Linked DNA regions of Homo sapiens: region 1 is linked to region 2. A link is a loop called in an ENCODE intact Hi-C map of the cell type or tissue named here. Cell type or tissue: endothelial cell of umbilical vein. All regions are shown on one strand. Links, peaks and the distances in the headings refer to the core of each region. The heading gives the core; the rest is flanking DNA. Region 1 overlaps LCT (lactase). Region 2 has its middle 270 kb from the start of CXCR4.

Region 1 (16,353 bases), core at 4,418-12,417, 590 kb after region 2:
CATATGCCACCACACCCAATGAATTTTTTATTTTTAATTTTTTTGTAGAGATGGGGGTCTTGCTATGTTGCTAGGGCTAGTCTGAACTCCTGGCCTCAAGTGATCCTCCTCCCTCAGCCTCCCAAAGTGCTGGAATTACAGGTCTGAGCCACAGCACCCGGCCTGCATGTGCTATACTTTTATACTGCTGGCCATACGGTAGATTTATTGACATGAGCACTGCCACAAGCATGAATAATGCAGTGCTCTACAACGTTATGATGGCTGCAAAGCACTAGGCAATAGGAATGTTTCAGCTCCATTATAATCTTATGGGACCACCATCATATATCAGGTCCGTCATTGACCAAAACACTGTTCTACAGCCCATGACTATGACCAGTCCCTGTTGGACCCCTTTATTCCCCAGCTAGATCCTTCCAAGCAGGCAGTTTGCTCACATTGGCTCTCAGCATGGGCCTGAGCTTATTCTGATGTCCTAAAAACATCACACCACTACTGTATTCATGCCAAAATGAGGCTTACTCATACAGAAAATAGGATGGTTTTATTTTGTGCAAGAAAAATGGAAAAGGCAAGAGTGACTTGCCTGGCAGTTAGTGGTGGTTCCTGCTTTCCATCTTCTGTCTGCGTCTGTCTCTGTGCAAGAGTGGGCCTGCCACATGCGTAGAGAAAGCCAGGGGAGTTCCGAGACTGAGCAGGGGCCAGAGCAGGCTCCCAGAGGAGGTAACCACACTTGGCTAATTTTTTTGATTTTTTTTATAGAGATGGGGTTTTGCCATGTTGCCCAGGCTGGTTTTGAACTCCTGGGCTCAAGCGATCCTCCCATAGCGCTGGGGTTGCCGGCGTGAGCCACCACACATGGACCAATGTGCTTGTTTTAAGCTAAGCGTTATCACAAAAGAGTAAACGTCCTGACTTGAGACTCACCCAGTGAAAGAAAGGAGGCTGTGAGTGCTTGACTGAATGACTTAATAAGACCATGTCTTGTCATCTTGAGATTGAAGGTGCGTGGAGAGCAGATGGCAAAGGACTCAGCATTTGGGACACGTTTTCTCACACACCACTGAGGGTTGAGAACGATGCCATTGGAGACGTGGCCTGTGACAGTTATCACAAGATTGCTGAGGATCTGGTCACCCTGCAGAACCTGGGCGTGTCCCACTACCGTTTTTCCATCTCCTGGTCTCGCATCCTCCCTGATGGAACCACCAGGTACATCAATGAAGCGGGCCTGAACTACTACGTGAGGCTCATCGATACACTGCTGGCCGCCAGCATCCAGCCCCAGGTATGGTGGGTCCTGGCAAGGCCTTGGGAAAGTCCACATGCAGGAACCAGCAGGGCTGGGGGAGCACATTTATCATGTAAACAAAATGCTGGTTTCAAATTTAGCTTTTGTTGTTATTGTTGTTTTTGAGACGTAGTCTCGCTCTGTCACCCAGGCTGGAGTGCAGTGGCGGATCTCGTTTCTCAGCCTCCAGAGTAGCTGGGCTTATAGGCACGCATCACCATGCCCAGCTAATTTTTGTATTTTTAGTAGAGACGGGGTTTCACTGTGTTGGCCAGGCTGGTCTCAAACTCCTGGCCTCAAGTGATCCACCCGCCTCGGCCTCCCAAAGTGCTGAGATTATAGGTATGAGCCACCGTGCTCGACCTCAAATTTAACTTTTTAATTGTCAGTGAATTCATATGATGCAGAATTTGAAAAGCATAAAAGAGTTTCCTTCCCAACCTTGACCTCAGCCATCTAGTTCTCCCTGAAAGCAATTTACCCTTTTCCCAAAAGAAAAAGAAAAAAATCTTTGAGCCTTTTTGTCTCATAAGTCACTCTCAGGATTTGCAGCAGACGTTGATGCTGGCACATCTAACCTAGGGCTTCCCATGGAAAGCATGACTGATGCAACAGCTGATCTGGCTTCTTCCCAGGTGACCATTTACCACTGGGACCTACCACAGACGCTCCAAGATGTAGGAGGCTGGGAGAATGAGACCATCGTGCAGCGGTTTAAGGAGTATGCAGATGTGCTCTTCCAGAGGCTGGGAGACAAGGTGAAGTTTTGGATCACGCTGAATGAGCCCTTTGTCATTGCTTACCAGGGCTATGGCTACGGAACAGCAGCTCCAGGTAAGTCCCAGCCCTGGCTCATAGGCTCTTTGAATCATGGCATTCTTAGCACATCAAGAGTTGAAATCCAGATGGCACAGGACGAGGCAACCAAGAAAGCCCCATGGCAGAAACCCTGCCTCTTGCTCAGGGCTGTAGAGGTTTCCCTCCTGGCATTGCATTGTTAAACATGAATTTCACATCTCAATTCCTCAAGGTGGGTTCATTTCTTTGCTCTGTGACTCTGATCGGCCTCAGGTGGGAAGCTCTCTGAGATCAGAGATGTGGGCAAATTGATGTGGGGAAGGACAGTTTGTCAGGCTGTACAGGTCTACAGTCTATTTCCACAATTCCCAAACCCCAAAGTTTCTGACAATTGGTTTGGCTGACCTGAGCTCATTTAATAGTAGTGAAACCTGACTCAAACCAACAGGAGGCTGCTCATGGTCTTTATCGCACTGAGCAAACATTCCTAAGTTCTGCTGCAGAGATATCAGTGTGCTTGACTATGGAGAGCTAGCTGTCTGCGGCCCATGGGGCTGATAGGTACTTTTCTCAAAGGAAACATTTAATTCCAAAACACATCTGACCCTAAAAGATTTTTTTTCTTTTAACTTTGGTTGACATGCAATAATTGTACATATGTATGGAGTACAAAATATATTTTGATACATGTATACAATGTGTGATGATGAAATCAGAATAATTAGTATATTCATCACCTCAAACATTCATCATTTCTTTGTGTTGGGAAAATTCGGAGTCCTCTTTTCTAGCTTTTTGCAAATATACACTAAATTCTTTTGTATCATTATTTTTTATTCATTTTTTATTTTTTTGAGACAGAGTCTAGCTCTGTTGGCCACGCTGGAGTGCAGTGGTATGATACCAGCTCACTGCAACCTCCACCTCCTGGGCTCAAGCAATTCTCCTGCCTCAGCCTCCCAAGTAGCTGGGATTACAGGCATGTGTCACCATGCCCAGCTAATTTTTGTATTTTTAGTAGAAATGGGGTTTCATCATGTTGGCCAGGCTGGTCTCGAACTCGTGACCTCAGGTAATCCGCCCGCCTCAGCCTCCCAAAGTGCTGGGATTACAGATGTGAGCCACTGCACCCAGCCTAAATTATTGTTAACTACATTCACTCTACAGTGCCACACATCACTAGAACTTCATCTTCTTATCTAGCTTAACTTTGTATCCGTTAACCAACCTCTCCCTGTCCTCCCTCCCTACTACCCTTCCCATCCTCTAATAATCACAATTCTATTCTCTGCTGCTAGGAGCTCATCTTTTTAGCTCCCACATGTGAGTAAGAACATGCAGTATTTGCCTTTCTGTGCCTGACTTATTTCACTTTACATAATGACCTCCAGTTCCAGCGATGTTGTCACGAATGACAAGATTCATCCTTCTTTATGGCTGTATAGTATTCCATCATATATAGATGCCACATTTTCTTTATCCATTCATCTGTTGATGGACACTTAGGTTGATTCCATATCTTGGCCATTGTAACAGTGATGCAATAAACACAGAGGTCAAGGTATTGATTTGGTATTCTGACTTACTTTCCTTTGGATAAATACCCAAAAGTAAGATTGCGGGATCCCTTAGGGTTTTGAATAAGAAATTGTGGACCTATTTTTGTGCCTTGAGAACCATCCAGTTTCCCTTTTATCTAGTTCTGAGTTAATAAGAATAAATTTGTGTTCATTCATGTGATTCCTCAGAACACTGTGTAACAGCTGGAAAGAGCCACCAGGAGATGTGCCTCAAATCGTTATCAGAGGCATCTCCATTGGTCCTAGTTCGCCCCTTTGGTTTACACTCCTTCAACACATGAGAGGCGCCTCTCTTGCAGCATTCACTATCAGGGTATCTCCGTGTCAGCTGGTTGCATTAGCTACATTCTCCAACCCAAATGATCACAATGGGTCCCCAAGGAGCTCCAGATTATCAACTCCTGTCAATTCATTTGAGCCCAGGAGTTCAAGGCTGCCGTGAGCCATGCTCATGGCACCACTGCACTCCAGCCTGGATGACAGTGCATGACCCTGTCTCAAAAATAATCATAGGCCGAGTATGGTATCTCACGCCTGTAATCCCAGCACTTTGGGAGGCCAAGACAGGTGGATCACCTGAGGTCAGGAGTTCAAGACCAGCCTGATCAATATGGTGAAACTCCACCTCTACTAAAAATACAAAAATTAACCAGATGTGGTGGCATGCGCCTGCAGTCCCAGCTACTCAGGAGGCTGAGACAGGAGAATTGTTTGAACCCCTCGGCTCACTGCAGTCTCCACCTCCTGGATTCGAGTGATTCTCCTGCCTCAGCCTCCTGAGTAGCTGGGATTACAGGCGCCTGCCACCACAGCTGGCTAATTTTTTGTATTTTTAGTAGAGACAGGTTTCACCATATTGGGCAAGTTGGTCTCAAACTCCTGACCTCAGGTGATCCACCTGCCTCAGCCTCCCAAAGTGCTGGGATTATGGGTGTGAGCCACCCTGCCTGGCCTGGGTTGTCTTTTAAGTTTTAAAAAATCATTTGTACATATAGTCCTTTCTGAATATAACATTGGTTTGAAGCTAACTCAATAGAAAGAAATTCCATCTCTTTAGTCTCTCTAGTTTGACTATAGTAGCTAACAGAGCTGGGCTGCAATGTCACACTTCACCTTTAGGTGCCACCATCTGATTTGATTTGCTCCAGCCTAAGCATTTCTTAAATTGGGGGCTTTAGATTCTGCGATAGGTATCTCTATTATGGGTATTTTGCCTGAGACGTACGAGCCACTCTTCTGGAGGAGGGGAACAGAAGCCAACATTTATCAAGTGGCCTTCCCTCTTCCAGACACAGTGCTGCTGTGGGCGGGTTTCATACACTGTTTCATTTCCCTCTCACAAGCACTCTCTGCTGCCCATTTCACCAAGGAGGAAACTGAAAGGCTGAATTACTCACCCAAAGTTACACAGCCAGGTAATAAGAGGGAGAGCCAGGGTTTGAATTCCAGTTTTCCTAGTGTCAGAATCTACACCCCTTCTCCCAAACACAGAGGGGACATCTGCAGGCAGGGACTAACAATCTCAGTCACATCCATTCTATCCATTCTCTGTTGACATCCATGTGTATGTTTCCAGGAGTCTCCAATAGGCCTGGCACTGCCCCCTACATTGTTGGCCACAATCTAATAAAGGCTCATGCTGAGGCCTGGCATCTGTACAACGATGTGTACCGCGCCAGTCAAGGTGGCGTGATTTCCATCACCATCAGCAGTGACTGGGCTGAACCCAGAGATCCCTCTAACCAGGAGGATGTGGAGGCAGCCAGGAGATATGTTCAGGTCTGTTTTTCCTCTGGGCGCTTGTTCTTACTCTTGTCCATCTTTCCTTCCAGCCTAATGGAAACAGATTGTGAATCAAAGATTTAGGGTGTGGTGGCTCATGTCTATAATCCCAGCACTTTGGAAGTCTGAGGCAGGAGGATTTCTTGAGGCTAGGAGTTTGAGACTAGCCTGGGCAACATAGAAAGACCTTGTCTGTGAAGAAAAAAAAATTATTAGGGCATGGTGACACACACCTATAGTCCCAGCTGCTCAGGAGGCTAAGGTGGGAGCTTGAGTCCAGGAGGTCAAGGTTGCAGTGAGCCATGATTTCGGCACCATTAAACTCCAGGTGACAGAGGGAGACCACCCCCAACCCCCAAAAAGAAGAATTATTAGGATCTAAGCCTAGTTTTGCTATTGCCTGATTTTGTGAGCTTGGGAAAATCATCTAACTTTTTCGTACCTTAGTTTCCTCAACTTCAAACTGGAGATGTCCTGCCCACCTCAAAAGTTTGCTGTGATGAAAGTGATAAAGTCTGTGGGGTTAAGTTGTCTTTAAGTTTTTAAAAATCATTTGTACAGGTAATTCTTTCTGTAACATTGGTTTGAAGTTAACTCCTAGAGAGAAATTTCCATTTCTTCAGTCTCTCTGGTTTGACTATAGTAGCTAACAGAGCTGGGCTGCAGTGTCACACGTCACCTTTAGGTGTCACCATCTAATTTGATTTGCTCCAGCCTAGGCATTTCTTAAATTGGGGGCTTTAGATTCTGTGAAACTCATTAGTGCCCCTAATTTGCCAACTCAATGAGTTTAAGAACAGCATCTTTCAGTCATGGAATTTCACCCAAGGAAGTAGAGACATTACTAGGAAGCCGACTGGGCAAGGTGGCTCACGCCTGTAATCCCAGCACTTTGGGAGGCTAAGGCAGGCTGATAACCTGAGGTCAGGAGTTCTAGACCAGCCTGGCCAACATGGTGAGACCCCATCTCTACTAAAAATATAAAAATTACCGAGGTGTGGTGGCACATGCCTGTAGTTCCAACTACTCTGGAGGCTAAGGCAGGAGAACCCAGAAGCTGAGATCACCATTGCACTACAGCCTGAGCAATGGAGAGAGACTCCATCTCCAAAAAAAAAAAAAAAGGAAGCAGGTGCCAGCATGGCCTACCTTTATTTCCACCTGAACCCCTGACTGACAAGAGGAGAGAAGGAAAAGAATGATCCTCGTTCACGGCACAGCTCCTCTGGCTCCTCCTAGAAAGGGATAGAAGGTGCTCTCTCCTACATTTTGCATCAGGAAGGAAAGGCAAGGGTTTCTCTCTGGATTGGTTCCCACTTTGGGCTCCGTGGAAGAGTCTGCCAACTGTGGCACTATAACTCTCTCGGGGGAAACACCATGGGCCTTGGTTTGCCAAACTCTTCACAAGAGAACTTGACAAAGATAGTCAAATTAATAAATGCAACGAAGGGCTTAATTTTCTGGTCTGCTAGCCAGCTGGGGAAACAGTTTTGAAACAAAATTAATGTATCCCTCATTTCAGACTCACAGAACTGGTGATTTAGAACAACATTTCCTTTTTTCCTGAAATCAAAACTTCAAACGTCAGGAAACGTTAGGCTGTCATATCATTAGATTGAGCCACTTACTGGTGAACTGTGATACTGCAGCCATGGACTATGACAGATGCATCTCTTATTAGAATCAGCTTCCACGAAAATATCTAGTGTGTTACCTTGGAGTGGGTGCATTTAAGCCTCTTTACCAGGGCATGTGTGTTCCATGCCTCATCTCTGACCATGAGTGGAAGCTGCCCTCACCCCACATTCCCAGCAGCAGCCAGTGGGTGAGGAGAGGATTTGGAGAGACTACAGAAGGCTCTCAAACCCCCAGCATCATAGTGTTTGGGTGCCACGTATCCCCGCACATGATAAGGATGGCCTAGGCCTCATTAGAGAAAATAGGTCAAACGGTTCCCCACTCTGGGGCTGTGAAAGCCCATTAAGAGTTATACTTTGCCCGGAAAGTCAGGAAAGCCTTGCATTTCAGCCCTCCCCAGAAAGTTCTGTTTGCTCCTTGGGCACTTTGATGAGGAAGTGCAGCCGCTCAGTGGTGAGAAAGAGAACCGGGAGCCTGGAGGCTTGTGGGTTCTCCCTTCTCCTCTGCAGGACCCATCCAAGGGCAGCCAGGAAGCATTTGTTGAGCACCAGGGCCAGTGCCCAGGTCAGTTACTGTCACCTCAAGCTACAACTATGAAGAGGTGGCCCTGTCCTCAGTGCAACAGCAACTGAGCAAGCACAGACCCAGCTGGGAGACCTGTGGACACTGAAGCTGCAACAGGCAGGAGCCACAGGGAAGAGAGCTTAACCTGGGGGTCCAGGAAAAGGAGGGAGGTTGTGAGGCCAGGCACTTCTGAGCGGGGACGATGCTGTCTCTTGCTGTGCCCACCTGTAACGCCTGGGCTGTCTCCCCCACCCTACCCGCAGTTCATGGGAGGCTGGTTTGCACATCCTATTTTCAAGAATGGAGATTACAATGAGGTGATGAAGACGCGGATCCGTGACAGGAGCTTGGCTGCAGGCCTCAACAAGTCTCGGTAAGGGCCTGGTGCCCGCAGTGGTGAGGGCATGGGCGTCGGGGTCACAGAGGCATGTCTCGGGCAAGTTACCATGACTGAGCTTCTTTGCTTGCTGGGAAGTTACATGTGATCATATATGTAAAGCTTAGCCCAGCACCTGGCACTGCTATATGCTTGACAGAGGGGTTTGCTATTATGGTTATTATATTGTGGAACAGCCAGGAAATCTGTTCCAAGGCTATCCACCTCTGAGCAACCCCACTATGCCACTCCACAGACAAATCCCAGCTCATCCTATCCTATTTCATCACCGCACGTGTGAATGTGGGTGGCAGTGGCTGACAGTCAGGCGTGTGCTTTGCATCACTTGGCCAGCAGGTGGCGATGGTCTGCACCAAAGCGTCCTTCCTTACCCGCCCGCCCCTTCTTGTCAAGGAAGGAGTAGCAACATTAGCAGCCAACGTTTACCCATCTTCTGTTGGTATCTTTATTTCTATTTAAATACGAGTAAAGTGAGGCGCAAAGATTAGGGCAAGATCACCCAGCTATTAAGAGATAGAGCTGAGATTTGCAGCCAAGCTGTCGGCCCCCAGGGCGCATGCTGGGGGCTTGAGAATCATGCAGGTGGGGTGAGAGGTGTGGTGTGAGGAAGCGCAGGAAGCGGCAGTCACTGCCCACGGGAACATGCCCACCGCTCCAAGGCTGGCGGGAATCAAGTGTGAATTCCCAACATAGTCTTTGAGTCCTGCCCCTAGACGCCCCCATATAGTCCAGCTGAGGATTAAAAATCCAGCTCCCAGGCCGGGTGCGGTGGCTCACACCTGTAATCCCAGCACTTTGGGAGGCCAAGGTGGGCGGATCACTTGAAGTCATGAGTTCAAGACCAGGCTGGCCAACATGGCGAAACCCTGTCTCTACTAAAAATACAAAAATTAGCTGGGTGCGGTGGCGGGGGCCTGTAATCCCAGCTACTTGGGAGGCTGAGGCCAGAGAATTGCTTGAGCTCGGGAGGCAGAGGTTGCAGTGAGCCGAGATCATGCCACTGCACTCCAGCCTGGACGATGGAGCAAGACTCTTTGTCTCAAAAAAAAAAAAAAAAAAAAAATCCAGCTCCCACCTCACAATGCACACCCTGGCCTAGTTAGGGTAAGTTCCCCAGAGCAGGCTGTGCCTAAAGGTCTGATCTGCGAACTGTGATCTCCAGCAAAACCGATGAGCGCCCGGCCCATCTGCACAACTTTGCCGAGCACCTACCATTTGCCCGAGCCAGGGCCAGGGGGAGGGGTCCATGGAAGGAGAGGATTCCATTCGGCTCCTCAAGCTGCTGACAGATCAGCTGGAAAGACAGTTCTCCATCCCATTCCCCAGGCTCTTCAGTACAAAGAAAACTCAGAAGATGAGATCAGGGTAGGCTGGGTAGACCCAGGAGATTTCATGGACAAGGCAGGACATCAGCTGAGCTGGGCCTTGACAGGGGATAGAATGTGGGGGATTGCAGGTCATTCTTTCCACGGGGCAGAGTTGTGAAGACAGGCCTAGAGGTAAGAATGAGTGGGGGTGCCAGAGCTGAGAGTGGGGAGACCAGCCCAGCAGCAGTGAAGGGGCTGAGGCCACATGGTGGAGGGCCTGGAAGCCAAGCACAGGGCCTTGGCTTTGGTGCCACAGGCCATTGCTGGCTTCTGAGCAGAAGCGTCAGGGACAGGAGGAGGCTGTGCTTTGGTTTTCTCCCATCATCTCAGAAACCCCAGGGAAGGAAGGTTCTTGATCCCTCAGGTTAATGGTAGCAGAAAGGTCAAGATGAAAGTGTCAGAGGCCTCAGCAGGGCATCTCTGGGCCACACCTAAACCAGAAGCCCCAGGTCTCCCTGTGGGCATGCGCATGCATTCAGGATCACCTGTACATGCTGCACACAAGTGTATTAGTCAGGTTCTACAGGAGAGGCTTTTCACTCAGAGTGCCTGGAAAATGCTCCATCTACAGGTTAAGAAGCCAAAGTTCCCAGGCTCACAAGTAATCTCAGCACTTTGGGAGGCTGAGGCAGGAGGATTGCTTGAGACCAGGAGTTCAAGACCAGCCTGGGCAATATAGTGAGACTTTGTCTTTACAAAAAATTTAAAAATTATCTAGGCATGGTGACGCACACCTATATTCCCAACTACTTGGGAGGCTGAGGTGAGAGGATTGCTTGAGCCCAGGAGACTGAGGTTGCAGTGAGCTATGATTGCACCACTGCACTCCAGCCTCAGGGGGCGTGCAGTGTCCTCAGGAGGACAGGGCGAGACCCTGTCTGGGAAAAAAAAAAGGAAGAAAGAAAACAAAGTTCAGTGAAATCGTGAGAACTGAGAAATTCAAACTCAAATACTCAATTTGCAAATTATTTCCCCTGCTACTTTGAAGATCTTGAAGCTATTATTATTATTATTATTATTATTATTATTATTAGAGTTGGAGAAAAGAGGCATGCCTAAACAAACCCCAAGAGGAGCAGAGAAACTTGGAAAGGGCAGAAAACGGAAATACAAATTACACAAGATACAGGGCCGGGTGTGGTGGCTCATGCCTGTAATCCCAACACTTTAGGAGGCTGAGGTGGGCGGATCACTTGAGGTCAGGAGTTCAAGACCAGCCTGGCCAACATGGTGAAACCCCATCTCTACCAAAAATATAAAAAATCAGCCAGGAGTTGTGGCAGGCGCTTGTAGTCCCAGCTACTTGGGAGGCTGAGGCAGGAGAATCACTTGAACCCAGGAGGCGGAGGTTGCAGTGAGCTGAGATCGCGCCACTGCACTCCAGCCTAGGTGACAGAGCCAGACTCAGCCACAAAAAAAAAAAATTATACAAGATCTAACTTTACAAACATAGGGGAAGAGTCTCAGATATGTACCTCAGGCATGCTCTTGATTTTGAAATCTGTCATAGATGCTAAATATCAGAATTTGCATATGTTGTTTGAAGGAAATTAAAAACTGTTTATGCATGTGTGTGTGTGTGTGTGTGTGTGCGCGCGCGCGCGTGGGTGCGTGTGTGTGTGGTCCTTCAGGTTTCAGAGGCTCTTGTAGAGACCTAGGGAAGCCAGGTTTATGGTCTGGCTGGAGGAGCCGCAGTGCTTCCTGCACCGCCTGAAGGACCTCTTCTCCTTCCCTGCCAGTTTCCCCTACTCACTGCCAAGTGCCTGGGGTTCGGAGAGCTCCCCCGCCCCAGCCCTATGACGTTCTCTTCTCAAAGCATGGCTCTCCCTGAAGCCCTGCCCTCAATGGCTTCTTCCACCCAGGCTGCCAGAATTTACAGAGAGTGAGAAGAGGAGGATCAACGGCACCTATGACTTTTTTGGGTTCAATCACTACACCACTGTCCTCGCCTACAACCTCAACTATGCCACTGCCATCTCTTCTTTTGATGCAGACAGGTAAGTCCACCAACAGGGAGCCCGGAGCCATCTCTGGAAAAGGCAGAAAGGTGCCCTTGGCTGTGCTCTCTGAGGCCTGCCCAGCCTCAAAACAGGGCCTCCAACGCCGAATGTGCCGGGGTTTGCAAGATGCTCGCCACCCCACAGATCCCAAGGAAATCTCCAGCAAGCAAGAGGGAGAGAAGGCCGGGGTCTCCAGGGCACCTCCCATTAGGGCACATGTGCTTGGCTTTTTGTTTTTTTATTTCATTTTTAAAATTTATTTATTTTGCGTTCTTTTTCACAGGCTGCTTAACTCTAAAAATGCTTGGTTGTTAAAAAGGATTTTCAAGAAAAAAATTGTTTAGGTTTTATCAAAATTCGCTTTAATATTAATAAATATTACAATAATACAAGAGTAAAATTTTATTTTCTCTTTTTAAACAATGCTTTTATGAAGTAGAGATAGTAAAAGATTTTGGTTCACCTTTTAAGTAACAGTTTTTATTTTATTTATTTTTTTTGAGACAGAGTCTCGCTCTGTCACCAGGCTGGAGTGCAGTGGCACAATCTTGGCTCACTGCAACCTCCACCACCCGGGTTCCAGTGATTCCCCTGCCTCAGCCTCCAAGTAGCTGGGATTACAGGCGCGTACCTCCACGCCTGGCTAATTTTTTTTTTTTTTTTTTTGTATTTTAGCAGAGACGGGGTTTCATCATGTTGGCCAGAATGGTCTCGGCTAATTTTGTGTTTTTAGTAGAGACAGGGTTTCTCCATGTTGGTCAGGCTGGTCTCTATCTCCTGACCTCAGATGATCCCCTTGCCTTGGCCTCCCAAAGTGCTGGGATTACAGGTGTGAGCCACTGCGCCCAGCCGATTGTCTTTTTCTTTATGATATCTATTTATCTAGAGACTTTTTCATCCATATCCTGTATTGTTTTTTAAATTTCTCTAAGTTAATTTTCACCTTTCTCTAGTACCTCCTTGAGTAGTTTAATAATCAACCTTCTGAATTCTTTATCTGGCAATTCAGAGATTTCTTCTTGGTTTGGATCCATAGCTGGAGAGTTAGTGCGACCTTTTGGGGGTCTTATAGAACCTTGTTTTGTCATATTACCAGAATTAACATTTCTGGTTCCTTCTCATTCAGGTAGACTGTTTCAGTGGAAAGATCTAGAACTCAAGGGCTGCCCCTCAGATCCTTTTGTCCCACAGGGTGATCCCTTGATGTGGTGCTCACCCCCTTTCCCTAAGGATGGGGCTTCCTGAGAGCCAGACTGCAGTGATTGCCATTGCCCTTCTGGGTCTATCCACCCAGCAGAATTACTGGGATCTGAACTGGTGCTGAGGAATGTCTGCAAAGAGTCCTGTGATGTGATCTGTCTTCAGGTCTCCCAGCCATGGATACCAGCACCTGCTCCAGTGCAGGTGGCAGGGGACTTAAGTGGATTCTGTGAGGGTCCTTGGTTGTAGTTTTCTTTCGTGCACTGGTTTTCTCAAACGCTGGTTATGCGAGCAGTGAAGTTGTCATGTGGACAGACTCAGGACCTCTGGTTAGCCAGGATGTTGCAGGCAGTGGAATTAGTTGTTGTTTTCTCTTTCTTTGGAGCAGGGTTCTTCTGTTATGAGTTGCTATAATGGCGTGAGTTGGTTGGTCTCCAGCCAGGAGGTGGCACTTTCAAGAGAGGAGGTGGCACTTTTGAGGTGCTTTCCCCTTCCACTGCCACCAGCTGCGGTAGTAGAAGGGGGATTACAAGGTTGCCCTACGTTGGCCAGGGTATTTGGGTTTCTCAGGTTATGGGCGGGGCCATAGAGCTCCCAAGAGTTTATGTCTTTTGTCTTCAGCTACCAGCAAAGGTAGAGAAAGACCATCAGGTTGGGGCAGCATTAGGCATATCTGAGCTCAGACTCTCCTCGGGTGAGGCTTGCTGTGGCCACTGTGGGGGAATAGGGGGCTGGTTCTCAGGCCAGTGGAGTTCTGTTCCCAGGGGTATTATGGCTTCCTCTGCTGTGTCATACAGGTTGCTAGGGAAGTTGGGAAAGCTGGCAGTCACAAGCCTCACCTAGCTCCCATGCAGCCAGCAAGGCCAGTCTCACTCCTGCTGTGCCCTGCCAACAGTGCGCAGGGCAGAGATCTCACCCCAGGCCACAAGCCTTCTCTCTGAGAAAGCAAACAGGGCTTTCAGGCCTTGCCCCTCCCCACCTGCCCACACTGTTGGCTGTGGCTTCTGTGCTTTTATCTGCACTTCTTGTTTGCCCCCAAGATTCTGCTCAGGAAAATTCATGCTTCTAGTTGAAATTAATAAGTTGAGCTAGAAGCTTCCTTAATCCTGCCCCTCCCTAATTCCACTGGCTTCCTTCTACAAGGACCCCTGTAGGATAAAGTCAGGAATGGCTTCCCTGGGCTCAAGCTGGGGACAGGGAGTGGCTACAGGGCTCTTCCCACTGCTTCTTCTACTTTTACATTTCACTTGGCTCCCTAAATCCACTTGCGCTCTAGGTAAGGTTAAATCCTTCTCCTATGATCTGGATGTTCAGGTCCCCAGAGAGGATGTGTGTTCAGAGGCAGACTTTCCCCTTCTCACACTTTGGGAACTCACAGTTTTGCAGCTGTCTCATGGAGTTTGCAGTAGCATTCTGCTTCTTTCAAAGGTCTGTGAATTCTTTTGGTTTTTCTGGTATGTTCCAGCAGTAGTTCTTGGAGCAACAGTTAACAATGTGAGTCTCCACACACTGTTCTGTCCATCCAAGTGGGAGCTGTACCTAAGTCCTGTCTCTTATCTGCCATTTTCAGAAAATCTCATTTTGTTCCTTTTCCATCAAGCATCTTTCCACACCAGTAGCTCTGACTGTGTCCAGGTTCTTTCTTTGAAAACCAGCCCCTCCACTCCCACTGTATCCTGAAACCCCCAGAGTCAGGCTCACCAAGGGGGCTGAGGAGACTCCAGAACACCCCTCTACTCCTTCTGATTCTCCCTCCCTCTTATGAGCCCTGGGGCTGTCCCTGGGAAGACCTCCACTAGTGCTTATGAAATGGCCCACATTCAATTCAGCTGAGTCAGATAAATCCAGGTGCTGATAAAACCAACATTTTTTTTTTCCCTGAAAGATCTGAGTGTAGGAAGTGTCTAAATTCTTGGTTCTTATTTGACATATGTGACTACAGGTGATCAGGCTTCTGTGGCCTCCCCCAGCAGGCACCCCTGTGGCAGGAGCTGTCCACCTCCTCGTCCATCACTGAAGAGAGAGGCCAGGCTCTTGGACACTTGAAGGAGGTGCCAGCCTGTCTGCTGCCTGTCTTCACACAAAGCAGGGCCCCTACAAATATTCGTGCCTGTGGCCTCACCCGTGGTCTGCAAGTGGCATTGACTAGACATGGGTGACTTGGGGGAGCCCATTCTCTGAAGACACAGCACTGGCGTCCATTGGAAGCCTGGAGCTGGGGACCCATAGCCTTTCATAGCTGGTGTAAGGAGCCATCTATTCAGAGTAGTGGAGGGCTGGGCTCCATGAGCAAGACCATTCTCTGCACAGGCAGAGAAATTGAAGGACGGAGAGCTGAGTGGCTTGTCCAATGCTATACAAGCACAGAGTGCAGGCAGCTAGAACCAGCGAAAGGAGGAGAATTTGAGGCAATTTGATTCTTCTGGGTTTAGTATGATTCTTAAGGCTAGACAAAACCTAAGGCTTTTCCTGGTCTAAGTCCTGTTTTGTGTTTCGTGTAAAGGGCCTCTTGAGATTTACAAAACAAGACCTCATCTTTAGTTTTTGAACTTGTAGAGGAGTTGCTTCCATCGCAGATCGCTCGTGGCCAGACTCTGGCTCCTTCTGGCTGAAGATGACGCCTTTTGGCTTCAGGAGGATCCTGAACTGGTTAAAGGAGGAATACAATGACCCTCCAATTTATGTCACAGAGAATGGAGTGTCCCAGCGGGAAGAAACAGACCTCAATGACACTGCAAGGATCTACTACCTTCGGACTTACATCAATGAGGCCCTCAAAGGTACGACGGGCCCGCCCTTCCCCAGCGTGCACCTTCCCCTGTTGGAAACATCTGCTATTTGCAGGAGTGTGATACAGCGTCCTTGGGCCACAGTAAGAAGAGAACGATAAGCCTTCTTGCTCCTGTGGGGGTTAAGCTTTGCTTTAGGGCCGCACTCTGAGTTTTTTTCCTTCCTATGTCTAAGCTCAGCAAGCAAGCCCAGTGGCCTGATGCCACCAAACCCTAGTTCCTGGCCTGAGTCACTTGCTCCCCTTGATCCTCCCTGATGTCGGAACAGCAGTGCCCTCCTGAGAATGGTCTGGGTAGGGCCCAGGAGGAGTAGGCTGTGTGGTTGCCTGTAGGGTCTCTTAGTCTCCGAGCAAAAGTTTGAGGCTCTTGGCTCAGCCCTAACAACTTGAGATGGGACCATGAGGATAAGAGAATGGAACAAATGCTGAGTAAAAGAGCAAGCAATGCACCAGCAAAGGAAATGATTAGAAAAATCCTACCCAGCTGAAATATATTCTATCTAAGGGCTATTTTCTACAGGGAGAAGCATTAACATTCTAAGGCACTGACCAAGATCATGGATAGAAGTGTAGGTGACCCAGGGAAATTAGTCCACCCATGTTCCCGACTCCCATTCAGGGCTGAGCCTTTCTAAAGATGCTGGTGGCTCTACATCTCCATCCACAGAGGACCCGCTAACAGTCACTGCATGCAAAGAAAGGGGCAGCTTTCTCACAGAGCTAAAGCCAAAGCTTACCGCCATCTGTGAAGGCGGTGGGGAGAGCAGTAGGCAGACCTGGCTTCCGAAGGCCTGGCAGGAAGCTGCCTTATGAGATAGGAAACTTATGCCTAGTCCTCTGTGTTTGAGCAGCTGTGCAGGACAAGGTGGACCTTCGAGGATACACAGTTTGGAGTGCGATGGACAATTTTGAGTGGGCCACAGGCTTTTCAGAGAGATTTGGTCT
Region 2 (16,353 bases), core at 4,358-12,357:
TTGGAATTCAGGAAAAGCCGACCAGCATTAAACATCAACACAGACCTTAAGTCTTATAAGAAACATTTATAATCTTTTCTCTCTGAAGCCTGCTACCTGGAGGCTTCATTTGCATGATACAACTTTGGTCTCCACAATCCCTTATAATCCAGACATTCCTTTCTACTGATAAGAACTTTTTCAATTAATTGCCAAAAGCAAATTTTTAAATCTACCTATAACCTGGAAGCATCCCCCCCGACCTTGTCCTGCCTTTCTGGACTGAACCAATGCATATCTTAAATGTATTTGATTGATGTATCATGTCTTCCTTAAATTTGTAAAACCAAGCTGCCCCCTGACCACCTTGGGCACATGTTCTTGGAGTCCCCTGAGGGCTGTGTCATGGGCCATGGTAACTCACATTTGGCTCAGAATAAATACCTTCAAATATTTTACAGGGTTTGACTCTTTTTGTCGACATTATTGTTCTATTAAACAATCTTACAGTATTTTTCCAACTTTTTAAACTATAAAACTTTTATATTCATTATCAATTTGCCCTCACAACAAACCTATAAAGCATACGGACCACATGATGTGCCAATTTTCTTTATGGAGTACCTACCATGTGCCAGGCAAACAGGGACATGACAATATAGAACAAGACAGACGTGTTCCCTGCCTGTATGGAGCCGAAAGTCTTGTAGGAAGTCAGATGTTTAATGGGAGTTCCATATGAAGACAACTTTTGTTTTTTGTATCCATCATTCAACAATCACTTATTAAAAGCCTGCTTCATCGTATATGCTTGCCAGGCACTGAGACCCAAAGATAACAGAGACACAGCCTTACCTATAGAAACTTCCTGTCCCTGCCTATAGGAACTTCCTGCCTAGTCAGGAAGAGACTCCAAACAAGAAAACAGTGCTGGGGCAGGGGAAGCAGGGAGGAGGGGATAGGGCAGGAGCACAGATAATTTCATTGAAAAGGAGCTATTTGAGCTGAATATGAAAATAATTTGTGGGACTTTTGCTTTTAGGAGGAAAAATGTCTTCTGGGCAGAAGAGAGAAATGCATGTTATGCTCAGGTGTGAAGGAAATTTGGGGGTTTGGGCAGCCCTGGAAAGGCTGTGAAAAGAAGGGGTGCTGAAGGTGCGGCCACAGGGGCCAGCTGGTGCAGGGGGTAGAATTCCCATTCTACAGAGGTGAAACATCATCTGGGCAGGTGTCTCACCAAGGCATTCATATAATCAACTTTCACTTTAGAAAAAAGAATCCTGTTTCCAAAGTGGAGTATGGATTTAAGAGGGTGGTCACAGAAGTGAGGCCAGTTAGGAGTTAAAATCTACAATAGGATCATTCAACAAAGTATTTTTGTAAAAATAACTACACAGGGAAGTGAAAGGATTAATAAATCTAGGGTGATAAAACTGTACACTAAGCATACTATTTGTTATTTCATGTAATGTGCCCAGCATCTTTACTAGGAAGGTCTTAGTATTCCCATGTTATAAATTAGAAGACTGGGGCACAAAGAACTCAGGAAAATTTCCCAAGGCCACATGTCTAGTAAGGAACAGCAATCTGAACTCAAAGTCACCCGGCCCATCACCATACATTGCACGGAGTAGACACTCAGTAAGGGTCTGTCATGGCTAGGTGGGCAAGTGTTAGTTGCCAAGTGAGGAGTGAATATTGGGGGTTCTAAGGAGAAAGCTGTTGGAGTGGTTCTCAACCAGTGGGCATTTCACCTTCCAATCCCTGGAAGTGTCATCCAGCCTCCCTGTCTCCTGATGGAGAAACCTGAGGAACAAATACATAAACAGCAGTCTCTGGGAACATCCACCAAAACCTCGTTTACTGAACAAAGGGTAAGGGAAATGGTTGAGAATCAGGCCACGGGGACAGAGCCTGTGGATTCTGGTTGGGTCCTCTCTTTCCACCCACTCTGTCTGCTCAGCAGGACCATACATCACTTTTCCCCCAGACTGTTAATTAGAGAGACACCCGCCACCCCAACACAACACGGTAATTATGAAAACAGAGTGCTGTGCACAACATAACATGGAAATGAAGTGACATGCATCCAATTAATTAAACTTTCACAGCTCCAATCAGTCTTAATTAGAGAAGCTATCCTTTTCACTCTTCTCTTGATCAATACATGAGCTTTGCAATGCATATACATATTTTTAATCAATTAGCAAACAGAAAAAAAGAATGAGAGTCTATTGCTGAGGGTTCCATTAATTCTTCCACAAGCCATACCTGTGTGCACCGTCCATTTTTATTTTCAGAATTTACAAGGAACGCTGGATTTGAGACCCTGCAGCTTGTTTCCAAGTTTAAAAGAAAAAAAAAGAGAGCTGGGAAATGGCAGCCCCATTGTTTCCTCTTATTATTCTTGTTTATAGACCTAGATAATGCTTTGCACACTCCAGAAATTAAGAAAAGCTCATAGAACAGTGTCAGCCCAAAAGTTGTGTTTCTTCACATCATCAGTATACCACCTGTATACCTTTGACCAAAGAACAGCTCTTCCTGTCTGGGAAGGGCATCCTTCTTGACAGAGCATTCAGCTTTTGGAGGGCTGTCCACAGCTCAATGAAGACCAGATGAAGGAGACGCTAGCCCTTCGGATCAGCCAGCAATTGATGGGGTCACACATACAGCAGGCCAGATCAGCCTCATATAAGATATCGTCAGCACCACCCATCTGATGCTTCAAATAGGCTGCAGTGTGCTGTGTTCCTGGTCTATCTCCAGGTGAATTTTTAAATCTCAGCATCAGGCAAGTGAGAAAGTCGTAAGAATGGAATAAACAACACTTTAGTAACCAGGGGAGTCAAAAAGAACAGAAGAAATGAGGTGCAGAATGGGTTGGGCAGCTCAGGAAGCTGAAGCACAGACTGAGACATACAAATAAGGGTATTTTATGTTATAACCACTGTCTGCACATTAAAAGCACTAATCTGGGTAGTAATGAAAGCAAAACAAACCCCGTAGATAACCCCTGCACAAGATGCAAATAAGGAACTAAAGAGCACAGGCTGGCAAAGGTTGAAACCCCCACCTTTGACAGACATAGCTAATGGATCACAGCACCCTTTCCCACCAATTCGACATGACTTGGGACATTATATCAGTTAGTTTGACTTCAGCTGCACACAACAGAAACCTCGACTCAAATTGGGTTAAACAACATGGAAATGCACTGTCTCGCGTAACAGGAATTTAGGAAGGTCAGAAGAAGAGCGAACTTTAGGGTTAGTTGATTTGGGGGCTAAATTAAGTCATCAAGGACCTGGTTTCTCTCCATCTGTCTCTTGTTTCATCCTCAAAATTGGCTTCATCTTTAACCTGATTGAAAGATGGCTACAGCAGAAATCATATCCAGGAAGACAAGGTCCAGAGAGATAATCTTTCTCTACCTGTAGGAGAAAACTGAACTTTCCCAGAAACCACCAGCAGGCTTCTCCTGACATCTCAGTGTTCAAAGTCAGGTTGTTGCCCTTTCCTCAGTTAGCCACTGGCCCAGGGAAGGAGATGATAGACTCATCCATCTGGGCTGGAATGGATGTGAGGAATAACCATAGTGTGTCCCCTATAAAAACCTAATTCTTTATAACATTGTGGCACCCACTACCAACTACTGATCAAATTGGAACCAGAGAGAAAATGTTCTTGGCCTTCCTTGGACTGGAGAAAGAATCAACAGTGGGGACACTAGTAAGCATGGCTTAGTAAGGATGAGGGAGTGACAGAGGAAAAGGGGATATCATTTTGATTGGAGAAGGATTTGAGAATGAGTTCTTGGGGTTGAGGAAAAGCCTAGTGCCCCTTATCCCCAGAGATCTGGCATAGCCTACCTAAACTTATAAAGCAAAAGTCTTCAGTGGATGTGATACACGTACAGGGAGCTATTGTTCCATATCATGGAAGAGAAATTAGGTTACTGTGTACACTTCAGGAAAGGAGTCTAAATCAGTTGTCATCTTAAAAAGAAAGGTGAAATAGGAATCATAGATCCAGAATCCAAGATCTCAGAGAAAAACACAAGCATCATTCATGAAAAAGACATCCCAGGGTTGTGGTACCTAAAGGAGAAACATGTGCCAATCTCCTTCTGGCAAAGACCATCATTTTTCTTAGAGGCAATCTTAAAGACCCTTCTCTCTTGGTTTAAGGTAGGAAGGAAGAACCCAATAACCCCCACTCCAAAAGAAATTCTTACTCTCCCATCTCTCTCCAACTCTTCCCTTCTCTCACTTATCACCTGGAGGTGGTGATGGGCTAGATTCCATGGGGATGTTCTTTTAGCAGGTCCTGCATGTAGAGAGTTTGGTGCCTCTGTTTAGAATGTGAGGATATCTGTCGCTGCCACCTATTGTTTTCAACTTTGCAGCTTCCAGTGATGGCTGTGGGGCAGGGTGGGGGGGGGGGGGGGGCGCATATTCAACATTCTAATTCAATCATCATCAAAGACTAAAGGAAAGGAGAGAGAAGAGAGGTGAGGTTAGGTGAACATAGTATAAATGAGTTAAATCCTCATTTTTCATAGTGGGAGTTAAAAATATTATCTAACATTCATAAACCAAGAAATAGAATAGAACATATTATAAAGAGATAACCACCAAAAGAATTAAATCATAAACAGATCAAAGCAGGGGCTAGGGAGGGGTATTGACAAGGCAAGAGACTGCAGCTTCCCATCACAAGCTCTTCTGGACTACCTCCATTACTTTAATAAACACGTAAAATATCTGAGAAGATAAATATCTGTTCACTCTTGTATTCCCACTGTCTGACATGTAGTAGGTGCTCAATATTTATTTATTCATTCATTCTTTCTGAGAATGAGTCTCGCTCTGTCACCAGGCTAGAGTGAAGTGGTGCAATCTCAGCTCACTGCAACCTCCGCCTCCAGGTTCAAGCGATTCTCCTGCCTCAGCCTCCCAAGTAGCTGGGATTACAGGTGCCTGCCACCATCAATACTTTTTTGTTTTGTTTTGTTTTGTTTTGAGACAGAGTTTTGCTCTTGTTGCCCAGGCTGGAGTGCAATGGCGCGATCTCGGCTCACCGAAACCTCCACCTCCCAGGTTCAAGCGATTCTCCTGCCTCAGCCTTCCCAAGTAGCTGGGATTATAGGCATGCACCACCAAGCCCGTTTAATTTTGTATTTTTAGTAGAGATGAGGTTTCTCTGTGTGGGTCAGGCTGGTCTCGAACTCCCAACCTCAGGTCATCTGCCCACCTCGGCCTCCCAAAGTGCTGGGATTATAGGCGTGAGCCACCGCTCCCAGCATCAATACTTATTTGTTAAATGAACCAATGATATGTTCCAAATAAGAGCAATGGTTTGGCAAGTGCCCAGCTATGTAGGTGACAAATCTGTGCTTCACCCCTTAGAGCTGAACCCCCGGGCTTTCTTAGATGAGTTGGTGTCAGATCACCTGTACATTCAGCCCTGGTCTCTCTTTCTGGACCTAGTCTCTTACAAACCTAGAGGAGCAATTTTGAATGCTCTGTCGACTTGAAATTTTGACATCAGAAAAACAACTTTGCTTGCTGATCAAGTCACACAATTTTACAGTTCTCCATCAAATAAGTCCCATGACTTACTCTGGGTGTAGACCAGATACCCAGCTGAATGGCAGCATTCAGAACTCTCAACATGAGTAATCTACACACGGGGAGATCTTTATGGGAGAGTCAAAGGTAGCTGTGTCATTTGGAGCAGTCTAGCAACTTTACCTAGTGGCCTAATGCCTAGACATAATCAAGTATCTAGGACAAGTTATGCATATGCCAACTTGGTCAATGTAACCTGCCCAAGTCCCCCACCCATTCATGGACATTGACTAAGAAATGGGCATTGACCAAGGAACATTTTCAATAAGTTATTTTCCTGAGGATTTATGGGGAAAATTCTCGATGGTGACAGAATGTTCCTCAAAAGAGCAATCGAGGCCGGGTGTAGTGGCTCACACCTGTAATCCCAGCACTTTGGGAGGCCAAGGCAGGAGAATCACTTGAGCAATGGGAAAACTCCCTTGAGGATCAGTATGCTCCTGACAGGTCATGTTCTTAAGTTTCCCATTGATGGTTTCAGGAGATCTTTAAGTTATAAACAAGTATGCTAACATGTTGATTTGCAGTATCTATTGGGCAGGAGCTATCTGAGCATTAAAATATAAAAAATCAGGCTGGGCCAAATGCAGTAGCTCACACCTGTAATCCCAGCACTTTGGGAGGCCAAGGTGGTCAGATCACTTGAGGCCAGGAGTTCCAGACCAGATTGGCCAACATGGCAAAACCCCAACTCTACCAAAAATACAAAAAGTAGCCAGATGTAGTGCCACACGCCTGTAGTCACAGCTACTCGGGAGGCTGAGGCATGAGAATGGCTTGAACCCGGGAGGTGGAGGTTGCAGTGAGCCGAGATTGCGCCACTGCACTCCAGCCTGGGCAACATAGTGAGAATCTGTCAGAAAGAAAGAAAGGGACAAAGATTGAATTGGTTACAAAAGTTGTTTGCGATGATGTGATGACTACTGACATTGGGTTTGCATGTTTTAGTTAAAAGTGTGTACTATGCAATTTACTTAAATGTTCAAAATACGTGGATTGGATTAGTTGCAAAAAAAAAAAAAGTGAAAAATGTTGGTCTGATTGATTCCCTCTAGGGTGTCCTCCAAACACGAGGTCACCATCTGTCCATGAGATTCACTCCTGCTTCACTGCCCCAAATGAGTCACTAGCCCTGAGAAAAATAGGCCTATTGGCAGAGCTTTACAGGCTATCTATGAAGAAAAATACACTGTACGCTCTGCTTCAAGTAAGGTGGTGCCAGATTCTGCATCCTTTGGGGCCCAGGAACTGCCTGAGCATGTTTTTGCTGCAGAGAGACTCCACCATAAAAAATACTTCTATTCCTTCTTCCCTGTCCTTCTCCCCAGCTCACTCAAAGTTGCACAAAGGATATAGGGGTGGTGGTAGCAGACCTTATGTGAGGGTAATGCACTATTGGCCACTATACATTCTTTGCCATAACCAAAGAATGATTTTGAGGGAATCACTAGGTGAAAAAGAATATAGTAGCTAAAGCACATGCATGCAGCAAAACCCTCCCACCACAGGCTCAACCTATGATCCATCCAGTATTCATTGCTTTAAACTTCTGCTGCAGTAATCACAGGCCTGCTCCTGTTATTTGCAAAATGGGGGGTGCCAGAGACTCCATTTTCTAACCTGGTATTTTGCATCATGGCATAGACAAATGATCAGGCCAAAAGGATCCTATAGGTAAGCAAGGATGTCCAGGCAAAGGCTAGGAAAGTCCGTCCTGCTGAATTTCCAGTGGAGCCATCTCCAGCTGGCTTTGAGTATCTCAAGTCAGCTTTTGTCAAAGATAAATAAATCCAGACAGACAGCATTGAGGTGTTGTTGTTTGTACAGACCTCCCTTCATTTTTACTACAGTTAAGGTATCATGCAGTACTGCCATAAAATTGAGCAGAGGACAGCTCCAGTCATGGGCTCAGAGATCACAACCCTTTTTCACACAGAGACTTGTGCTAACAGCCACTGCAACATCTGTGTATTGGTCAGTAGCAAAGGCATCCCTCCTGGGGTGAGAAGACAACAGGTTATTTGAATTATCTCCTTTCTAGTCTTCCTCTTTCCATTTATACTTCCTGAAGGCTCACAGAACCACAAAGAGGAGACCCCACTAATGGTTTGGGGGTACCACAATTGCTGCTGTTTCCACAGTATACCACAGATTCAACTTCAAAGAAAGAATACCCCTTGCTGGTTAATGTTAGCTAAGTGGAGGAAGCAAAGGAGGAAGAGAGACAGTTGTATAAGACAGAGAGCCCTCATGCTAGTTTAGTTACTCGTTTGTCACAGTGATTTACACTGGGGCTATTCTTGCTTCATTTTCACTCCAATAATGAGCCATTTATGAAAGACTACATGGTACTTGCCTGTTTTATTGCTACAGAGCCCAGCAAGATCCTCAGAATGTTTTCTCAGCAAGCAGAAGATATCCCTCTACATCTTGGGACATGAAAACAGTTCTTGTAGATGTTCCTGAGATTTATAGGTTTGGCTCAGAGGCAGAGACTCTGGCAATGAGCTGTAGTGGGTCTGCCTCACCAGCAGAGAGTGCCCTGTTGTCACTTTTCTCTCCTATTCTCAGGGCTAGGTTGGATGTCGCTCTAGAGCTTGGGCAGAACCAAGAGTCAAGGACGGTACACAAATGGGTTTTTTGTTTTTGGTTTTTAAAGAATGCCTCCTAGCATGATGTCAGACTTGCACCATACATAATTATTTTGCTTTGGGCAATGTCCTTTGACCCAAACTATTGTCAATCCTAACCAAAGAGTAATTTTCTGAATGTTGTGCTTTCATTATTATGACAGCTGCTCATGTTTGCAAACCACTTATTTCAAAACAACACATCATTCAGATCTCCATGATTACAGATGCAGGGACAAGGAGAGAGAAGTGACTCTCTCACTAGCCCATCAGGGCTCCTAGTTCTGACAAGATGGTCATAGCTATGGGCTTCCCATTCCAAAGGCCCACTCCCACCAGCATTCCCTCCGCTCATCTAATTCCAGTCTTCCCAATCATCTTCTTCCAATGGGAGGATAATGGTGACAAATACTCCAGGTCACAGAGCTTTCACCTATGTTAATGGAATGAAGAGGTTGGGTCATTCCTGTGGCCAAAATCTTAATTTAAAGCTGGGGTGGCTGTAGCTCAGATGGTCTATAGCCATGCCTCTGAATTTTATCTGTGTGTAAGACTTACTGGTTCATCAGAACAGATGCTGTCCAAACCTCTTGTCGCAGCCACCACTTTCTTCTTTCACCTCTCTCCAAAGTCTCCCATATCACACTGCCATCCATTTGGTTAGTAGTTTTCATGCACAATCCTTTCCATTTTTCATCACACTTTCACTGCATGATCTCATTAGAATCTCATAATGCAAACTCAAGGTAAGTAGAGAAGGTGTTAATGAGCTTTTCCACTTACCCCAGGCAATAGTTACTCTGTTCTGTGTTCCCATATGTTGCATATTCCTTTATTATAGACATTTTTGCTATAGTGTAGTTATTCCTTTACCAAGTTCTACCACTGTGTGTTTCCTTAAGGCAAGAGTACAGATCTATCTTAACAGGCTTATTGCAGCACCCACCCCCGCCCCCCGCCAAAGCTTTGCAAAGTCCTTGAGATATAGTAAGTATTGAATAAATGTTTGTTGATTTGAATTACTATACCCATTTGACAGATAAGATAATCAAGTCATACAGAGGAGCTAAATAATACAGATGCTACAGCTACTGCTTGAAATGAGTAATGGAAGAACAGGGGATAGTACATGTATGGGCCAACTCGAGGAATAAACAATCAAAGAGAAAACATCTATTGCATTCTGACTCTGGAACAAATGCCCTGAAGAGATATAAAGATAAAATAACAAGACATGATCATAGTCTGAGACTCTCGTCCAGTGACTGGTGGGCCCCTTTAACTACTCTGTATCTCAGTTTTAACTCATTCAAGTGAGCAGGCTGAAGGATAAGATCTATTATGGCTCATTTGCATAGGCTCCTCAGTATTCTGGTTGAGGAAATGCTACGTATCATCTATTTGCACAGATGGACTATAGACATGCCAGCATACGTATGGCCATGGGATTAACAAAACATGCCACATGGGCAAATAGAATCAGGTTGAAAGAGCAGTCCAGACCACCCTGAAAAAAAAAAAAAAAGGCCTAAAGGAAGAGAGAACTTGGAGAACTGAAGAGTGAAGCAGGCTTTATAAGAAGTGAGGCCAGGGCTGTGGCTAAAGTTGAAATTTATACAGGCAAGAATGACTGACGGGGTGGAAATGAATGGAGGGGGTACACAAAGTGTGTGTATTTAGAGGACAGTAATATCAGGAAGCAGGGCAACTACTTTTCCAGTGGTCTATGCCTGGATGTGAAGGGAGGTGTTTGAGGAAAAAAGAAAGCCTGTCTCCACTTCAGTCCAGTGTTATTTCATCTCTCATCTGAACTCCATTCCTGTTTCATTTATCTTGCTGGTCTCCCAATCTAAATTAGGTTTTGCCCCATTGTACAGTCTCACAGCATTCTGAACTTTAACGTCACAGCAAAAATCTTAATTATACATGCAAGTAAGCTGTTCTTTCTCTATTGCCTCTGTCTCCTGCAGGACTGAAAGGTCTTTGAGAGCAAGACCTGCAACTGTTTTATTCACTGCTGAATCCCTTGCACCTAGCATATAGTAGGTGTGCAGTAAATGTCCAGTGAACTACTACATGAAAATCAGGAATATATGAAAAACATGTCTGTCTGATGGCAGGGCCGCCTTCCAGGGCACAGTTGCTCTGGCTGCCTGGGCAGCTTAACTCAAAGTCAAGTGAGGTCGTCAGTGACAGGTGCAACCACCACCCAGGCCGAAACTTTGGAGTTTGAGTGTCACGGAGAGTGAGAATGTCCTATTTCTGTTTGAGAAACACCACCACCAAGTTTCGTCAGCAGACCCTGCCTTTGACGCTGCACCACATCCCCTCCCCATTTCCTCTCAGTCAAAACGGAAGATGCTTTTCTTTCCAAACAAACTTCTCTTGAGCTTCAGGGCCCTCCCAGACCTCCCTAAACCCACCAATCCCAGCACCCTGCCTCCTACTCAGTCCTGCAATGAGTGACTTTGTCTGTACTCATTCAGATCCATACACACCCTGTGGTCGGCTGTGTTTGTTTCTGTTTTTAAAGGGCTGAAGCAACTGAGTCTCAGAAAGAGCAGGTGACTTCTTGAAGGTCACACAGCTAAAAGCCCCGTCAAGGGCATCCAGAGCATAAAGCTTTGTCATGACGCTAGTTGCTATTTAAGTGCTTGCTAGACTCTGCTAAGTGCTTCCTCACATGACCCCTGCCGATCCTCACACCAGCCCTGTGAGATGAGTATATTATGAAGCCCAGTTTATCAGAAGGCCTAAGTCACGAATTAGTTGGATAACCAGCTCAGGGTCACTCTGCTTGAAGTCACAGATCTGATTCTAACTCGGGACCGAAGCTGACCACATAGCCTCAACTCTCCCCTACATACTCATCACATGGCTGCTGGATGATTTTTCTCTGCTTCAGATTCTCACTTATTCCACTGGACGCTCCTTGAGCAATGGAGTCACATGGTGGGACAGGTGGCCCCTGGTCACTGAAAGGCATTCCACCCAGAGGGACCCAACTTCAGGAAGTAACAACCTCTAGCACCCCCACACCTGCCTCCCTACTTTTCTCCACGCCCCTTCTTTCTTGCTCTCCCATCCACTGCAGGCCCCCACCAGGCCTTTCCTCCCTGAACCCAAACTCTCCTCCTCCCAATTATCTTCACACCAAACTCAGCTGGTTTTCTAGGGGGATGCACCTGACAAGCACATTGACTGTGACTAGCACAGCACCTACCCCAAATATGGGGCATCCCTTTACAATTCAAGCACATCTTATTTCAGCCAAATCTACAGGGACCATTTCTGTCAATTCTGTAGTAAAAATTTTATAGCCCGGGGAGTTTCTCCACCAGGGGCACATGTACTTGCATTTTAACACAGAAAAACCTTAGGAGGGAGAAGAAGGCCCCAAACATGAAGGCTGTAAATATGGATGTTCACCTCTTAACCTCTCCTGGCCCCAGCCCTCTGAAGCTGGAGACTTAAGAATAGCTGCTATAGGGGGCCAGACATGATAGCTCAAACCTGTAATCCCAGCACTTTGGGAGGCCAAGGTGGGAGGGGATTACTTGATGTCGGGAGTTTGAGACCAGCCTGACCAACATGGAGAAACCCTGTCTCTACTAAAAATGCAAAAATTAGCTAGGCATGGTGGCGCATGCCTGTAATCCCAGCTATTCAGGAGGCTGAGGCAGGAGAATCGCTTGAACCTGAGAAGCAGAGGTTGTGGTGAGCCAAGATCATGCCATTGCACTCCAATCTGGGCAACAAGAACGAAACTCCATCTCAAAAAAGAAAGAAAGAAAGAAAAGCTGCTATATATCAAGCATCTACTCTGTGCCTTGCCGGCCATTTTTACTTGACCCCTAAAACCACTCCATGCAGTAGGTTGCATTGTCCCAGATTTACAGGTTTTAAAAAATGAGATCCAGGCTGGGCACAGTGGCTCACGCCTGTAATCCCAGCACTTTGGGGGGCCGAGGCAGGTGGATCACTTGAGGCCAGGAGTTCGAGACCAGCCTGGGAAACATGGCAAAACCTCATTTTTACCAAAAAAATATGAAAATTAGCCAGGCGTGGTGGTGTGCATCTTTGTCCCAGCAACTTGGGAGGCTGAGGTGGGAGGATTACTGGAGCCCGGAAAGTCAAGGCTGCAGTGAGCTGTGATCGCACCACTCACTCTAGCCTGGGTGACAAAGCGAGACCCTGTCTCAAAAAACTAAATACATAATAAAAACGAGAGCCAGAGAATAAATAACTTCCTGACTCCAAAGCTTTGCGTATTTGCCACTACAATTGGCTGCCTCCCTGATTCTCTTGGTGAGACTTAAGATTTTGCAAAGCAAAACCCAGCTCTTACCTTCCCACCCGATGCAGGCTAGAGGTTCGATCAGGGAGCCATTTATATTCAGCAGATAGTAGAGCCTGCGTACGATGTACAAGCAAACATTTGTATTCTAATCTGTGATTAGAGTTCTACTTCCAGCTCTGGAGTTCTTACTATATAATTGTGCCCACAAATCCAGTTTGATTTGCTGTTCTGCTTATTTATTCTTTGCATTGGAATTGTTTAGAGTCATTGGACTAACCAAAATTTTTAAATGGCAAATTAAACAAGAGGTGAATGTGCTAGCGTTGGAGCCATATTGATCCAATAGAACACGAAACAGGTCTTTTAATGTATGGATGAAATCTCCAAAGCTATTGACAATTTTCTGCCATGCTTTTTAATCATCACATGCTTGCTCTGGCTTTTGAATTGCCTAACCTTTGGGTGGTAAAATCACAGCATGTTATTTTAATCTCTTTATAATGGACTAGAGTTCACTTCAAATAAACATGTCTCCCTGTGCCCTTGGTAGGAGGCAGGCAGGGTTGAGAGGCAGGGAGTGTTGAGAAGCAGGCTCGTAGCCACATGGATTCCCCAAAAAGCCTGAACTGCACTCTCCATCTGAAAACCACATGGGCTTCTGGGCCTGCTGCTCTTATCTCTAACACTGGGTTCCCAAAACACAGTCCCTGGAGCAGCAGCAGCAGCATCACCTGAGAAACTGTTAGAAACGCAAATTCCCAGTCCCTTACTCAGACCAACCCCCATGTCATGCCATACAGTGGCTTACCAATAGTATTCACACAATAAATATGTATGGCTTACTGAGTTCCTAACACAGGAAAAGGGAACAGAACAGCAATGAGTATAATGGAGCACAGAATGGACCTTGGATGTCTTCGCTTCACATTTGCCTGGGGTTGGCTTCTATTCCCCAAGACAGGGGTTCTCTAACTTGAATGTGCATCCGAATCATCTTAAAACACATATTTCTGGGCTTCACCTCCAGAGTTTCTGACTCAGCAGGTCTAGCTGGGAGCCAAGAATGTGCATTTTAACAAGTTTCCAGGTGATGCTGATGCTGCTGGCACACCTCACTTAGAAAGCCACTGCCCCAGAGGCAGGAGTCACCTGTCTCCAATTTCTGCCTCTTTTTCTGGCCTTGGATACTATACATATTTTTAAGGCCTTCCCTCTCCAAACTTCTCAAAACTTGGCTCAAAAGATTATCTAAAGGCTGGTCCAAAAATTACTAAAACCAGAAGAAGAATGGATGTATTCTCTTTAAAGAAACAGACAGGACTCTGTCTTAATAAGAGAGCAGTTACTTATTCAAGAGCTAGGAAAGGAGGGATGGCACTGTTGTTAGGGATTCATGGTCAATTTTTTTCTTCCATGCAGGTAGAGAACATGGGTTCTTGATGTCTGGTTTCTTTTTGTAAGGTTGCTCCAAGGTCCCTGGTAGGCTTTAGGGTTTGCCCAGCCACAAGATGGCAGTACTCAGCCAGCATTCACATGAAATGCAATACTGGCCCCCAGACTCCTCTTGCTCTTCAGATGATACCCAGAGCAGTGAACTGATGCATTTGATGCAACCAAAATAGGCTCATTTTCCTCCTGGGAAACCTGGCATTGAAGAAATTCTCCATCTAGTAAACTCAGACCCGGGAACAATGACCCTAAACAAGATTACATGCATGCCATTTAGTGTCTAAAGACAGAGCCGTTTCCCACACTCAAATGAGGAAACAAGAGGCTAACTGGTCATATGGTACCAACAAGACAATGAGGCAGAATAATAAATCTGTGGGCCTCCCCAAATATCTGTGAATATGTGGCCATCTCAGTTACAAGGCAACTAATGGTGACCTAAAAATAGATATCCATTGAAAGATGCATTAAAAATGTTATATCCTAAGCAAAGTGGAAAGTTGCCTCAAAATATATTCTCTGATGGTTAGTCAAAACACGTTGTATTATAAATAAATAGCAAGCATCATTTTCCCATGTCAAACGTGGCGACTCATGGTTTGTGAGCTACAATAGTACTTACTAGCAATAAGCATCTGTGAAATGAAGGGGCTCCCAACACATCCAGAATGTATGGTGGCACAATGAGAATTCAGAAAATGCCATTCTCCCCTCTCTGCTCAATCTCCCACCGCTGTCATCTTTACTACAGGCTTGATCTGAATTTAAATACATAAGATTTGGGCTCCACCCACATACTTTCCACCCAAGTATCTCAGAAACTGATACTCATGATTCCCGCAATTCCAATGAAACTGTGGTTTTGTGCTGAGATTATCTGAATAATTGCTTCCATTTTTCTTGGCCTTATAGACAGAACCCCTAAATTTTGTAAGACCCTTTTCTTCATCTACTGTTCACTAGACCAGTTGTTTCCACGCTCAGCTGATCAACAGAATCACCCACGGTCTTATTTTGGTTTTTAAAGTACAGATGCCATATCACCTTCCACCTACTGATTTTAAAATTTTGGAAAGGAGGTGGCAGAGCTAGAAAGTGGTGTTGGTTTCTAGCATATGTGTAGGAATAGTAACCCAACTGAGGGGGTTCCAATGAGGTTTAGAAACAGCTGCACTAGGCAACACTGCTTTTCAGACCTCAGAGCACTTTCTCACCATATTCAGAATGTCCCATGGGAGCAGTAGGAGGGAAATCTTAAAACTCTCCAGGCTCTTCTTTACAGAGAAGGGATAGCAAGAGACGTGCCCACAGTCCGAGAGACTCATACAGGCAGATTCAAACTTAAGTCCTCTATTACTAGTTCATCCTGTTCTAGCCTTTAGAATTTTCTCACTTTCAGCAGGGCCCAGTGGCTCTCATGCCTGTAATCCCAATGTTTTGGGAGGCTCAGCCAGGAAGATGGCTTGAGGCCAAGAGTTCAAGACCAGCACCCGCTTAGGCAACATAGCAAGACCCTGCCATTTAAAAAAAAAATTTTGCCAGATGTAGTAGTGCACACCTGTAGTCCTAGCTACTCAGAAGGCTGAGGCAGGAGGATTGCTTGAGCCCAGGAGGTTGATGCTGTAGCGAGCTATGATCACGCCACTGCACTCCAGCCTGATAGCAGAGCAAAGATCTCATCTCTAAAACAATAATAAAAAGCATTTTCTCATTTTCTGTGGGCCTTGTAAATCACATTTACCAGACATAGGATTGCATGGCAGACAAAGGCCAATATTCCTGTCTGTCGCTGTGCACTACTCCAGTCAGATAGATCCTCACCAAGGCCTTGTAATCCATCCCAGAGTCCTGGCAAAGCAGCCGGGAAAGGAAATGAGTGAAAACAAAGACATATGAGCAAAGGGTCAAGTTGCCAGAACTCTTTGAACGGAAGAATCAAAGACTCAGGGAGGAGTTAATCACGTCTCGGAGGGCACTGGGGGCTGTTGGGGCAGCAAGGCCCTGAGGCAGCTGGTGGGGACCAGCACTCACGCCCACACAGAACATCTGTTCACACCCATGGAAGTGCAGCGAGCTTTTGTTTTTATTAACTGAAAGAGGAGGAAGGCATTTGGTTGGGGTGGAGTTGGTAAAAGTGAGTAAATTGCAAGGTTTGTATTGGCACCTCCCCACAACCAGACCTGGGGTTTGAGTCTCTGTGTGGAAGGGTGGTTGTCAGACTTCGGAGATGTGGCTTTCATGAGAAGCTTTTACAAATGTTTTAGGGAAGCAGAGCTGCTCCTAGATCCAGGTGGCACAAAGGTGAGCAGGAAACCTGAATTAGTCAGGGTTCAGGGAAGAGGAACCACTGTGAGTGATATAA

What was found. A loop is a pair of places that touch in the nucleus more often than their neighbours do. Peaks named below come from ENCODE experiments on the same cell type or tissue, not always from the same donor. Only the 100,000 strongest peaks of a DNase experiment are listed, where the experiment ranks them.
Region 1: a loop joins it to region 2, with 12 times the contacts of the local background. A loop is called at or near these places in 6 of 110 quality-filtered maps.

The regions. Positions count from the first base shown.
Region 1 is chr2:135,789,705-135,806,057 of GRCh38, reverse strand. LCT (lactase) reads left to right here. Exons shown (of 17, transcript NM_002299.4): 10 at 1,001-1,291; 11 at 1,930-2,128; 12 at 5,249-5,451; 13 at 7,920-8,029; 14 at 11,283-11,417; 15 at 15,177-15,400; 16 at 16,260-16,353. Among named protein-coding and RNA genes, the nearest start is that of LCT-AS1, 22 kb to the left of the region's middle. RefSeq lists enhancers at 7,604-8,127, 8,128-8,649. In endothelial cell of umbilical vein, for the core only: a CTCF peak has its summit at 8,376 (motif pointing right); DNase peaks (open chromatin) are centred at 8,397 and 11,087.
Region 2 is chr2:136,376,653-136,393,005 of GRCh38, reverse strand. It overlaps the pseudogene RN7SKP141. Among named protein-coding and RNA genes, the nearest start is that of CXCR4, 270 kb to the right of the region's middle. In endothelial cell of umbilical vein, for the core only: a CTCF peak has its summit at 8,146; a DNase peak (open chromatin) is centred at 8,155; H3K27me3 peaks cover 337 bases.